Linked DNA regions of Homo sapiens: region 1 is linked to region 2. A link is a loop called in an ENCODE intact Hi-C map of the cell type or tissue named here. Cell type or tissue: Panc1. All regions are shown on one strand. Each heading gives the region's core, and the rest is flanking DNA. Links, peaks and the distances in the headings are about the cores only.

Region 1 (4,405 bases), core at 289-4,288, 46 kb before region 2:
GTACAGATGAAGGAAAATAAATCAACTTGTTTATGTTATTTTAAAACCTAGAGGTCAAGGAAGAGTTCAGAAAACGAGGCTGTCAGTGGTATCAGATGTTATAGCGCTCCCTAAGAATGAGAAATGAAAGAAACTCATTTGTCTTGTGTAAACATTAAAATCATTGGTAACTTGAGATTACATTTATTGTAGAGTAATCAGAACAGAATCCAGAAAAGAGATAGAAGAGAATGGGAAAGAAAAACAATGGTTTGGTAAATCTGACACTGGAAGGAAATGGAGATAGCCTAGATATAGATAAGGAGAAGAGAACTAAGAGTGTGTATGTATGTGTTTGTGTTAAGGACAGGAGAGATATAGGGATAGGGTATAAGGTAAATAAGGACTATTGTAGTTAGTTTATATACATATAAGAATAGAGTTTATGTTTTATGCTTGACAGATGTTCTAAAGGAAAATAAACAAGTCATTGTTCCTCCTCTGTATTGTTTTCTGTTTAAAGTAAAAGCATGGAGAAAGTTGAACAGTTTTTGTTTATTTGCAGTAGGACTACAGAAAAGAAAAATAAAAGAGCGTATGGAATTAAAACCAGATTTTTGAAAAATCAAATCATATTTAAAGTACTGCTTGAGATATCAAAAGTCTTTTAAATCTTAAATACAGAGCTGGTTTTTAATAATGGTAAAGAGTTTTCAAAATGTTAAAGTTTATAGAACTATTTCTCATTTAATTATATGTAAATGGTTTTATAATTTTTTCTCACATTAAGTTAGAAAACTAGCAAAGTAACCTACATAAAATTTGGTATAACCTTTCTTATGATGTCACAAAACTTAATTATGGAGGAAGCAATTATTATAATTAGGAAAAATTGATGACTTATGATCTGACTCAGGATCAAGGTCTGAAACACTCATGTCATTTCCTCCCCTCTCCTATATAGTATACAGTGATTTGTTCATTTTGGACTCTTAATATTTTAACTTTTGACACCATCAGCAAATCTAAACACTGACAGTTGGTGTTTTCCTGAAAAATGTTAAGGCTAATAATTGTGTGATATTTATTTCAACACATTGCTGCTAGTCTTCTATAAAGATCTCATTATGGGTAGGCTTTGAAGAGATATCCAGTTCATAATATGGGCATCACACTGGAAGCCTGCAAGATGGATGATTGGCTGAGAGTAGGAGTGTAGTTTCTAAATAATAATAAGTCTGTTTCCCCTGCTAGGAAGTACCCTGAGGGCAGGAACCCTCTATCTTAGTCATGACTTTGTTCCCAATACATGGTATATCAGGCATGTAGCAGGTATTCAATAAACATTGAATGAATAAATGAACAAATTAATTAGATACCAAATCCATCAGTTTGACACTATATTCTAAATTAGTTTATATAGTCACCGTAATGTGATAAAGAAATTGTGATAGTCTAGTTTACTGAGCATTGTTATCAGGACCATCTGTGTCTCATGTTTAAGTCTAGAAATCAGTCTTTGAAAATGAGTGAATTCAAATGCATTTTTAAAAGTCTAAGTGCCATTTTGCATGAGGGAAATTATATACCTAGTAAGAATTTCTCTGGGTTTCAAAGTCAGAACACTGATCTTGGTAATACATGGACAGAAAGGATTATTTTTCAGTTAGGGTGTTAAACAGATTGTGCTATCATTTTAACCTCTGGAATGAATAAGCCCCAGATTTAATAAGCTCCTTATGTATAAGATGCCTGTTATAATGTGTCTGTAATGTCCTAGAAAGATGAGACTACCCCTGCATAGTGCTTATTTCTTGCATGGAATGAATTTAAGATAAGCTTGTCAAATTTTAAATCTGACATAGACTATCTTTTGAATAATTTATTTGGAGTCATCTCTGTCTGATTATAATATGCCCTAAAATAAATCTTGAAAAATTAAAATATATCATACAGAATAAACAGTCTACATGTAACAGTTAACAGTTACATGTAAAGTGTTATTCAGATTACATTTTACAACTATTTCTTTTCTGATTCCATTTTTTATTGAATAGAAGTTCAATAAATTTTATTCTGTTAAGAATGAGTCTGTCTTGGAGAGGGTCAGTGTCACATATTTACTTTGAAGTTCCTTAAAGAGGTTAGTTGAATTCTCCCCCCAAAATGTGCTTTGAATTAGCAGCTTTTGAATATCTATTCTAGTAGAGGTAGGAGCAATATGAACTAGAGAGAATGATATGCAATAAAAATAATAATTTTTCTTTGACTTTGGAATGAGGATAATCTAAACCACAGCCATGTAGGCAGACATTTTCTGATGTATGTAGGTATGTTTGCATGTCTGTCTATCTATCCATCTCCTTGTTTTCTATATATTTGACCCTAACCTTTCAGGCTCCTATTTTGCCATCAGGTCCAAAACCAAACTGAGCGATAAGAGAGTGGAGATCCTTAAATCAGTGGTTCTCAAACTTTTTGGTTTCCACATTCCTTTATGTTTTCAAAGAAACATTAATGAGAAGAGTAGCATTTTGTTAACATTAAGAAAAACCTCTTTAATAACTGGCTTAATAGAAACCAGCTGGATTCTTATATCTGTTCTTTTTGGTCAAAATATATGAAGAAAATCCAGCCTCACACAGAGATGTAATTGGAAAGGAAGGACTATTTTAAAAGCCTTTCAGATAATTGTGGGTATTCTTTGATGCTACACCAAAATGCAACAAGAGGTAGTTTCTTAAAGGTTAGTTGCAACACGGAAGCCAAATCTGTGAACTTTTAGTACTCTGAAATTAAAATCCATTGGTTGATCTTGCACTTTGAATGGATCTTTTACCTGTGCAAGGTTTTGTTACATCATACATTGGTCATTTGAAAATACTGGTTCACTGAGTTATGCAGATCTTCCAAATGTTGACACATTTTATTATGTATTAAAATGTCACATTCTTTAATACTATCACAAATCTTATCAGAAAAGTCTTTAAATATTGTGAGCAGTTCATGGTAGCAGATAGAAGTTTTCCAAAATTCTAGTTTTCACTTGAGGGTTCAAATTTTATCATTGTCAAAAATATGTCAGTTTTCCTTGAAGTGGTAGATTCACTAATTTATTTTCAAGAACATATCTGTCAGATACCCAAGGCTAAACAACTATAATTTATCAGTCTTTCAAGTAAAAGTGGTGTTCCATGAAGAAAGTAGCTAGTGCAGCTCACAACTCAGTTACACAAGTGGTTTTCCTCTAGACAACAATTGTACTTTGATATGCAGCAGAAATGCTTTATGTGTATTTCCCATTTTGTCGTACAGAATATTAAAAAGACTTCTACTCAAGGGTCAAGATTTCATAAAATTAATAACTTTTATTGCTTCATCAAAGACTTCCTTCAATTACATTGACTGTGTGTGGTATGTGCATGTATATGAACATAGGGCAGTAATATGATGAACTATATAATACAGTTTGATGTTGCTGTCTTAATTCATGCTAGGGCACCATCATTGCTTTTGCATCATCAGTGTAAATATCAACACAGTTGTTTCAAGATAAATGATGAGATTTAAGAAAGTTATTCAACACTGAATATTTCAGTACTGTTAGTGTTTGTTGCCAAGCATTCCTATAAAAGGTCTTTGTTGTTGATTACTTGGGGCTCATACTGAATAAATCTAAGCAAAACATAAAGTTTATAGATTCTTCCATTTGTAAAACAAAAGCACAATTCTGTAGTTGAGATATTAACTCAGCCTTCGTATTTGCAACTAAGTGTAATTTGATGAATTAACATATGGTTGGAAAGTGTCATGATTTCTTATACTGACTTTTCAGCAGGCATTGAGCAAGGTCGATTATCCACAATTTTATTAGTCTCTCAGCTATTATATGCACTTTTTCAGTCATTGCATTATATTAATAACTTACAATGTAGGATACTTCCGTGGTCTTTTCATTTCCAGTATGATAAGCTGTAATAGAATTTTTTTTTAGAGGATTCTTCACACCTGTGTTTAAAATATCCAGTTCCATTTTCTTTGAACTCTACATGATTGGTTTCAGAATGACATCACAACTTAATTGGCACCATTATAGTATTTGAAAGATTTTGTTGCATAAGCGACAAGAAGATAGATTATTCATATGTCTGAAACAAGAGAAAGATGGCTTTCAATGTATGGTCATTTTTTATTAACAATTTTGACCAGTTTCTTTGCTAGATTCCACCTTTCCGTGAGTCATAAAATTCTCAAATATATCAGTTTTATCTTTTCTGTATCTTATATGTAGACAGTATAGTTGTGGGTTAAGGAGGCAAGTTTTCTAATCTCCTGTCTTTTAAGCCAGCAATTCATTCTTAAATATAAGAAAAGTATGTAATAGATTTTTATATGAAATATTAAAATTTAAGAAGCTGTAGATAGA
Region 2 (4,405 bases), core at 294-4,293:
TTGAAAATATTTTACTAGTTTAATAATATTTTATATAATTAATAATAGTTAGCAAGCACAGATTAGTCTAATCTTTTCAAGTGTAAAGTAATTAAAACATATACTAGGCTACCTTTCTACCACATTGAGATTTGGACTTCAGAGTGAATTGAAATTATTAGCCTCCTTTTCAGCAATTGTTCTATAAATAAAACCATGCAAAAAGTTGTCCTATAGGAAACTATAATTCTATAGGATTCTTCAAGACCCAGAGATAAATTTCTTTGGCTTATTAGACTTATGGATTTGACAAATTATATTATAATTACATAATGTATAATCTGAAGAGTTTAAGTTATGTAGGCACAAAAAGTTTGAGTACCTATTTATTGAAAGAGCAGAGACATTGTGAGGCTATCCCTAATATCAGAGTTGTTCATTCTGAGCATATAAGGGTTTGAGAAAGTTGAATAAAATACATTTTCTGTCATTTCTGAGTTTAAAAGTTACATACAACTTGGAAACAAAAATGAGTTGTGGAGGTGATCCCTCTCTCTGACTCAAGTGGAGCTTGTAAAATTTTGGAGAGGGTGGCAAAGGATAGAAAGTGAAGACAGAAATTCAGATTTTATTGAGCAACTGGTTTATGTAATATGCTGGATGGGGATATTTGTAAGATGAATTTGATTTTCCAATTTAAGCACAGTAAATTACATTTCCAGGTCAATGTCTGGTCTTAAACTGTAACGTATTATGATTATACTTTGTGGTTTTAAGCCATGGAAGAAAGTTTCAGAAATCGCTAAAGAGAGTAGGATATGGGTGTGAAATTAATGCCATTTAGAAATCACGTCATATCATCTGTGTTCTCCATGCCAGTTTTATTTTTGTAATTTATTGTTTTTTACTTTGCATTCTGTTTATTATTTAAATTCCTTTGTTTCATAAGAGAGTTGAAAACAGGTTAGTGAAGCTGCAAGAAAGTAAGTCTTTCTTTGTCTGAGGAAGTTGTCACACAAGATTATTGAAATAAAAATAGAATGCTAGGTATGCTTTGAAAAGGCTTTTTTAAAAAAGGATTGCATGGTTGGTGGAACAGTGGATGATGGACTAAAAGCTACTGATTTCTTTTTTTTAAAGGATTTTGGAAGTTCTACTAGTAGTTACTGTAAGCTAACATTTCCTGCTTTCAAATTATTTCTACTTATGTTGTGGTAAAACTGTTCATTTCCTTTCTTTCACTCTTGGTAAATAATTGAACAAGATAGAGCATAGAAAAGGGGGTTTTTAATTTGATTTTTTAGTGATATGTTTGTTTTTTAATGGTAGATAGCTAAACTTTGTAGATATCTTTCATAGGGGAATGAATTCTATGAACAAGCCATCAGCAGATATGTTTCATAATTTGGCCAACATGTTCATTGATTTGTTTTTACTGTTTCCCTTCCCTTCTGTGTGCCAGGTACCTGTTTGTGTGGTACATGTGTAATAAAAATAAACAACTGTTTATAACTGTTACTTGAATTAAGGGCCCACGTAGATGAACAAATGACTACCAGGCTAAACTGTAATTATATTTAATCTCAAGGTAATTTCCATCCATATAAAGAAAATCTAGAAGAGCTTAATAGCAATGGTTGCAAATACTAGTGCCAGCACATGCAACACATTTTTAGTTGGAGAGGTCGTAACAGAAGGGTAGGAAGCAAACCAACCAAATAAATGTGTTGGTTTTAAAAATAAAAGAATATTCATATAACTGCTTTTGATGATCACAGTTTTTTGGACTATCCCAAGGCAAATATATTTGGAAACCGTCCTATTCATTCTGCTCAAGCAGCCTGGTTTCCTAAGCAGGTCGAGAGTTTTTCCTTTTATTCTTCTCAATATATTTCTCCTTAAAGGTCTGCAGGTTGTCTATTTTTTTTAAAAAAGTATTATCTACCTTGCATTTTCATTGTAATTCATTTCATTTCAGTTTCATATAATTGCATCCAGACAGTTGAATGGAGTCTTCACTTAAAACTATGTTTTAATTTTTAAAAAATACATAATCATAGTTCTCTTTCTCTCTCTCTCTCTCTTTTTTTTTTTTTTTTTTGAGACAGAGTCTCGCTCTGTCGCCCAGGCTGGAGTGCAGTGGCGCGATCTTGGCTCGCTGCAACCTCCACCTCCTGGGTTCACGCCATTCTCCTGCCTCAGCCTCCCAAGTAGCTGGGACTACAGGTGCCCGCCACCATGCCCGGCTAATTTTTTATATTTTTAGTAGAGACGGGGTTTCATGATGTTAGCCAGGGTGGTCTCGATCTCCTGACCTCATGATCTGCCCGCCTCGGCCTCCCAAAGTGCTGGGATTACAGGTGTGAGCCACTGTGCCTGGCCATCAGTTGTTTTTTGTTTGTTTTATTATATTGAGAAGTCCACAGCAAAGAATCACAGTGAATGAGCCAGTTGCTGTGTTGAGTCAACGGCTTAAGAGTGGCTAAGGCCGAGATTGCAGAAATTCTTTTGGCCTTTCCCAGATGATCACAAAGTGACTGTTGCAGTTCAAGCCATCATATTTGTATTACAGGCAGAAAAAAGGAGGTGTCTATCAAGAAAGCAGACATTTTCCAGAAATTTCTAGAAAGCTCTGCTTATGTCTTATTGAACATAAACTGTGTCAACTATTTAGGCCTGGCTTCAAAGGAGGCTCAGAAAGATAATATTTTAACTAGGCACATTATGATTTGAAAAAAAATTTGGAGTCTTTTTAGTAAGGATCCACCCTCGGCCTCCCAAGGTGCTGGGATTACAGGTATGAGCCACCGTGCCTGGCCATCCGTTGTTTTTTGTTTGTTTGTTTTATTATATTGAGAAGTCCACAGCAAAGAATCACAGTGATGAACCAGTTGCTGTGTTGAGTCAACAACTTAAGAGCAGCTAAGGCCAAGCAGCAGCTGCTTGCTGCAGCACTCCATCATATGCTAAATTGGAATTGAGCAAAGTGTCTGGGAAGAGACAGTAAAGAGAGGATTCATGTTGAAAAGAGAAATAAATATTTATTTATTGCATGGGATGCAGCCAGATGATTTAGGTCATTAATGAGTTGAGGAAGTAACTTTAAACTATCAAACATAAGAATAATACAATGAAGACTCTATTAAGAGATTATTAATCTGGCTAAGAATTGTATATAGAAAAAAATGAAGAGCGAAGATGAGCTAGGATAGATACTAGGATAGATACTTTGGAACAATCTCAAGATGAGGTGATTCAAAGCTTGGAATGGGAAGAAAGGAAAAATTTCCAAAGAAATTCCAAAGGAAAAATCTATAGCATTTGGCAGCTGATGATTTATAAAGGAGAGAGAAGGAAAAGCTGATTCCATGATTTTGAGACCAGACCACTGAGAGACTAGTACTGCCATTCAAAGAAATGGATAAAATGGGAGGGACAGTGTGAGATTTATGCATCTTGAATTAGAGATGTCATTGGTGGGTATTTTTGTGTATCTCTTGTAACAGATTGGTGTGTATTTCTGTGTGTCTCTTGTAACGGAATACCAAGTAATTATTGACTGATGAATTTCATTTTCTTTCCTTTTTGTTAGATACTACCAGCCCCCTCACAAGTTAGTGTCCCTTTCCATCTGTTGTATTGTCTTAGACTTCTCCTCATTCACCACCTTGATGCTTTTACAAGATAACAAAGCTTATGGAGATAGGCATGGGGCAGCAAGAAATATAGAGTGGGAATCTGCAGAGAAAAGAAAGATGAGCCCTCTTTCTTTGCTTGTTTTCCCTGTTTGTTTGTTTGTTTGTTTTTTCTCTGCTTTGCCTTGGGCATGATTGGGATTACTGAGATTATTCCTCTTGTCTATATTGTTGCATTAGTATTTTAACTGGTGTCCCTAATTTATTATTTTTCCATCTTAATTCCTACAATTCACCCTGCATACTGCTGCCAAGATGAGTCATCCTTACATACTGCTTTTGTTATATCATTATCCTTCTTGAGAACCAGCGGTGGATTTTCAGTGTCTATCAGATGAAATCCAAATGCTTTAGCCTGGCATCTAAGGCCCAGGACAGTCTGTCCCCACATTACCTTTTCAACTCAGTTCTAACCAAACTGTTCTACTAACAGTTCCTTGAATCTGTATTCATTAGTTCATTTAAAAATACTCATTCACTGATTCTCCTTTATGCCTAATGCTGGAGATACCAACATAGAATAAGGTACCCATGATTTGTACTTTACTGTAGCCTCTAAGTGCAAGAGACAGAAGAAAACAAAAAAAAATTAACAACCCAAACAAAACAATTGCAGCTTATGACAGTTTGGGAGAAAGAAAGAAATATGGTCCCTTCATGAAATATGGTGGGAGTCAGGGGTAGAGAAGACCTTTTTGATTGGGTAATGAGGGGATAACAGTTAAACCAAG

What was found. Peaks named below come from ENCODE experiments on the same cell type or tissue, not always from the same donor. Only the 100,000 strongest peaks of a DNase experiment are listed, where the experiment ranks them.
Region 1: it touches region 2 in a loop (1.8-fold over the local background); 3 of 110 quality-filtered maps call a loop at or near these places.

Annotation. Positions count from the first base shown.
Region 1 is chr1:161,872,554-161,876,958 of GRCh38, forward strand. All of the region lies in intron 14 of ATF6 (activating transcription factor 6), which reads left to right. Among named protein-coding and RNA genes, the nearest start is that of ATF6, 110 kb to the left of the region's middle. In Panc1, for the core only: no CTCF peak of the experiment used is centred there; no DNase peak of the experiment used is centred there.
Region 2 is chr1:161,918,233-161,922,637 of GRCh38, forward strand. The region is part of intron 15 of ATF6 (activating transcription factor 6); the gene reads left to right. Among named protein-coding and RNA genes, the nearest start is that of OLFML2B, 100 kb to the right of the region's middle. In Panc1, for the core only: no CTCF peak of the experiment used is centred there; a DNase peak (open chromatin) is centred at 2,499.